Linked DNA regions of Mus musculus: region 2 is linked to region 1. A link is a loop called in an ENCODE intact Hi-C map of the cell type or tissue named here. Cell type or tissue: gastrocnemius. All regions are shown on one strand.

Region 1 (2,500 bases):
TGCCTGCACGCCAGAAGAGGGCGCCAGATCTCATTGTAGATGGTTGTGAGCCACCCTGTGATTGCTGGGAATTGAACTCAGGACCTCTGGGAAGAACATTCAGTGCTCTCAACCATTGAGCCATCTATCCAGTTCCCTGTGACAGGTTTCTGAGGGTCACTGTGACAGGCGTCTGAGGGCATTCTGAGCAGCGAGTGGGGAGAACGGGGGCCCAGGGCAGCACAGCCCTGTGCAACTTCTTTCCAACCAGCCCTACGATTTCACAAGAAGGGAATATGCTCACAGTACATAAGGCTCAGGTGTTCTGGGACTAAAACCCTGGAATTCTAGATCAAAGTCGTCTGTCTGTCCAGGCGTCTTTCCAGGGCCAGCAGAAGACTGCAACTGTGTCCCCAGTGCCTGTATCTGTTGTTTTGGTAGTTTAGTTCTAGATGAGAGGAATGAGTGGGGCTGGGGAGCATTTCACGGTCAGGGTCTAGGGCAAGAGGGAAGAAATCGCTTATGCCTTTGTTCTTGTGATTCTACGAAAAGGAAAAACAGTTGTGTAGGAACAGGCTCCAAGTAAATGTCCCCTAGAGCAGCAGGCACATAGATGTCCCCACTTCTTCCTCTCCTGTCCTTCAGCTAGACAAGGCCAGTGTGCTAGGACATTCTCACCTCCTTGACAGATGCAAGACAAAGAACCAGGCCTTGTGTCAGATTTTACATGAGTCTCTAGACAGCTTGAGGGAGCAGGGTCTTGGGGTTGACACTCCTGGGAGCCAAATGTTTTCCCTTGCCACTAGAAAGGGAATTTGAACCTCGTTCTCCTCCCTCCTTCCCTCCTCCCCTTTCTCTTTCCCTCCTCTCCCCCCATTTTCCCTTCCCTCCTCAGCTTCTATTCCTGCTTCCTGTTTTGCGCCCCCCCCTTTTCTTTGACAACCTATTGTGGCCCAGGATGACCTCAAACTCAACTCGATATACAGCTGAGAGTGACCTTGAACTTCTGACCCTCCGGCCTTCAGTCCCCAAGTGCTGTTCTTACAGATGTGTGCCAGCACCTCTGTTTATAACATGCTAGGGATGGAACTCAGGGTTTTGTGCAAGCTAGCTGAACACTTTACCAACTGAACCACACCCTTCAGCCCCCCTCTTGCTCTCTTATTTAAAATGCACCCGCATACTGTCAAACAAATAACCAGTCTTCTATCTCTTGGGTTGGTAGATAGGGCTCTAGTATCTCATGAGTTTGTTCCCTAAGAGGAGACTGCATTCACATGTCATAAAGTTTTGAGGGTTTTTAAGAGAACACTCTACCAGCAGGGGGCCCATCACTCCAAGCTAAAAAGAATTCCCCAGGAGGAAAAAAAAATGCAAAATGCTGGAAATACAATAAAGCCAAGAGGTCCCACAGCTGCCCAGTCTCCACAGGCACATGGCATGTGCTGAAAAGTTCTTTCAGCTTACAGGTCTCCCTGGACTCTTTTAATGACTACGTAGTACTCCACCTTGAGAGCCTCAGTTTACTCTCAGATGGTTGAGCATCGGTTGCTGTGCTTTTGAACATCAGATGCAAAATTCTTGTAATATCCTTGTTGCTAATCCCTGCTGATAGACATTTTACCTTTATCTTGTAATTTCCCTTGTGTCTATTCCCAGAAGTGGAATTAGTAGGCCAGAAGATTTTTAAAATACTTATTTTTTTCATGAATTTATTTATTTATTCACTTTATATCCCGATTGCAGCCCCCTCCCTCCTCTCTTTCTGGTCCCACCCTTACAAATCCCTTCTCCCATTACTCTCTCCCCTTCCCAGAGAAGGGAAGGCCCCCACTGGTACCACCCCACCTGGACACATCAAGTCAAAGCAGGACTAAGTGCATCCTCTCCCACTGAGGATGGACCAGACAGTCCAGCCAAGAGGAAGGGAATCTAATGGCAGGCAACAGAGCCAGAGACAGCCCCCACTCCAGCTGTTAGAGGATCCACATAAAGACCAAGCTGCATACCTGCTATGGATGTGTAGGGGGCCTATGTCCAGCCCCTGCATGCCCTTTGGTTGGTGCTTCAGCCTCTGTGAGCCCCCGTGGGTCCAGGTCAGTAGACTATGTAGGTCTTCTTGTGGTGTCTTTGACCACTCCTGCTCCCTTAATCCTTACCCCACCTCTTCCACAAGACTCCCTGAGCTCTGCCTGATGTTTGGCTATGGGTCTCTGCATCTGTTTCCATCTGCTGCTGGATGAAGCCTCCCAGGAGACAATTATGCTAGGTTCCTGTTTGTAGGTATAGCAGAGTATCGTTAATAATGTCAATAAATGACCCTCAACTGAAGAGTGGATAAAAAAAATGTGGTACATATATACAATGGAATGTTAGTCAGCTACTAAAAACAAAGACATCATGAAATTTGCAGGCAAATGGATGGAACTTGAAAATATCATCCTGAGTGAAGTTGCCCCGATCCAGAAAGACACATGGTATATACTCACTTATAAGTGGACATTAGCCATAAAGTACAGGA
Region 2 (2,500 bases), 120 kb after region 1:
GGATCATGGTCTTTACATAACAGAATTGTAGAAAACCTTTCTCTTTGTACCTTGCTAGTGGTCCTTTTTAATAGCTCACTGCCTGGATGTTTTAATAGATGTACTAGCTGTTGCTTAGAGTTCTACTTCTAGCTTCTCCTGTGTGTGTGTGTGTGTGTGTGTGTGTGTGTGTGTGTGTGTGTGTGAGAGAGAGAGAGAGAGAGAGAGAGAGAGATTCCCTATGTGCATTTGCAGGTCCACATGTACATGTGTGTGCATGTGTGTATCTGTAGACATGCGTATAAAGCCTGGGGGACAACTTTAGGTTCTGTGCTCCTCAGGTATCATCTACCTTTCCTTTCCCTTGAAATAGGGTCTCTCACTGGCCTGCAGCTCAACAAGTAGGCTAGGCTAACCGGCCAGTGAACCCCAGGGATCTATCTCCCCGTCTCTGTCTCTCCAGCGCTGGCATTACAAACAAGTGCCACCATGACATGGTCTTCCCCCCACGGCTCCTGAGGATTGAACTCAGGTCTTTGTGCTTGCATGATGTGATGGTTCTTCCTGTGGTCAACTCGATTACATTTGGGATGAACTAAAACCCCCAGAACGGAGGGGCACACTTGTGAGATATTTTTGCCTAGTTTAGAATGGGAAGATCTACCTCTAAGCTGGATCTTTGAAGTAGGAAGGCACACCTTTTATCTGAGTCATTTGGGGTTCTGAAAACTCACCTCTAGGATTATAGAAGGACACGGAAGAAGGAAGCTTTTATTCTTTGTCTGCTTGCTCTCACTTCTATAGCAAGTCTGTTCCCTCACTGGCATTAGAGCCTACTCCTTCAGGATCCCTGTGCATGCTGAAGACCAGCTGAGACATCCAGCCTCATGGATTGAAGAACTACTGGATGCTTAGACCTTCCATTCATAGTCTGCCATGCCATGGTTGGATTAGCTGGACCATAGCCTGTGAGTCATTCCTATCAATTCTGAGAGAGAGAGAGAGAGAAAGAGAGAGAGAGAGAGAGAGAGAGAGAGAGAGAGAGAGATTCATTTGTTATTCCAGAGAACTCTGACTAATACAGTTAGTGAGCCTTCTATCAACTTAGTCATCTCCCAGACCCTAGTTTTTCTTTTCAACTAGTCATTGAGTGGGAAAGGCACCATTTCTCCTTGCTTCCACTCATTTTGGGAAAGCCTTCCTCCTGGAGACAGGCTGAATACCCCCTCAGGGAAACACTCTGAGAGCTTCTGGGAACCAGAGGCAAAAAGCCAAGAGTCGGGCACCATGTTCCGGAACTGAAGGAGGCAGCCTGGGAGACAGAGTGCGTGAGGCAATGCCCAGACTACAGTGACTCTGCAGGACGAGGTCCTCTTCCCACCACCTGTGCACTCCCAGGCTGTGTGACAAAAGGAAACTGCAGCAGTTTGACGTTGATGCTTTGAGTCCTCAGAGAGAGAGCATATGGTCTGCCAGGCCACTGCCAGGATTTGAGGATAACCATGAACTAAGTGGAAAGCCCACAGGAGAGAATTTCTTCTGTGCCATGAGTAAGGAGCTGATAAGGTCTCTTGCAAGCCCCACCATGAACCCATGCTGTCTTCCCAAGAGGCCAGCTATTCTTTTTGAGAAGGAACGAAATGCTCTAAGCTTGTAGCAGCTGGAGACAAGCCACTAAATGAGCAACACAGGAGTTCCTGACCTTGCATCTAGATGTCTCTGCCTGCTGCTGAGGCTGCAGTGGCCATACCATTGTCCATAAAAACAATTCTTCTTGCCAACCTAACTTCAGGCCCCTGGGAAGGGGAGCTAGATAGGAGAGACAGGTCTTTGTGTTCTGACCAGGCCTGAAGGCACCACATTATCTTCCAATAAACAGTCCCACACAGTGGCTTTCCCACTGGACTTGAGGCAGGTTGCACTAATGATGCTTTGGCTATCTTTAACTTTCAGATTCACTGACTCTGGAGGGATGGCTTCTCCCAGGGCCGGCCAATGCCTGCAGGCATTATACAAACCAAAAGAGCATACTTTTTGAATACGAACCGATCAATTCTGAATCCACACCCGCCTCACTGACCAGACTCTAGCTACCTGCCTTCATACCCTGGGAACAGGCTTTGGGCAGCATGGGGCGGGGAGCTTGTGTTCATTATTTTTCTGTCGCTGTGATAAAAATACAATGACCAGAGCAACTTATAGAAGGGAATAGTTTATTTTGGCTTATGGTTCCAGAGAGACAGGAGTCCGGCATAGTGGGAAAACAATGAGTCCCCCAATCCCCCCCCCCACCCACTTGCAGCAGACATGACATGACAGTAGGAGCAGGAATCTGAGAGGTCACACAGGAAGTAGCACCAGGTTTTAAACTATCTAAGCCCATTTCTAGCGATACACTTCCAGCAACACCACACCTCCTAAACCTCCCCATATTCAACCATTACCTGGGGACCAAGAGTTCAAATACTGGGGATGTTTCTCACTCAGACTACACAGAGTCTGTCCCTGTACCCCAGAGTTT

The links. Peaks named below come from ENCODE experiments on the same cell type or tissue, not always from the same donor. Only the 100,000 strongest peaks of a DNase experiment are listed, where the experiment ranks them.
Region 2: a loop joins it to region 1, with 2.7 times the contacts of the local background. A loop is called at or near these places in 2 of 42 quality-filtered maps.

Annotation. Positions count from the first base shown.
Region 1 is chr13:51,190,638-51,193,137 of GRCm38, forward strand. No RefSeq gene overlaps it. Among named protein-coding and RNA genes, the nearest start is that of Gm46414, 17 kb to the right of the region's middle. In gastrocnemius, a CTCF peak has its summit at 1,296 (motif pointing right); no DNase peak of the experiment used is centred here.
Region 2 is chr13:51,308,685-51,311,184 of GRCm38, forward strand. All of the region lies in intron 2 of Gm46414 (a long non-coding RNA gene), which reads left to right. Among named protein-coding and RNA genes, the nearest start is that of S1pr3, 99 kb to the right of the region's middle. In gastrocnemius, no CTCF peak of the experiment used is centred here; a DNase peak (open chromatin) is centred at 1,281.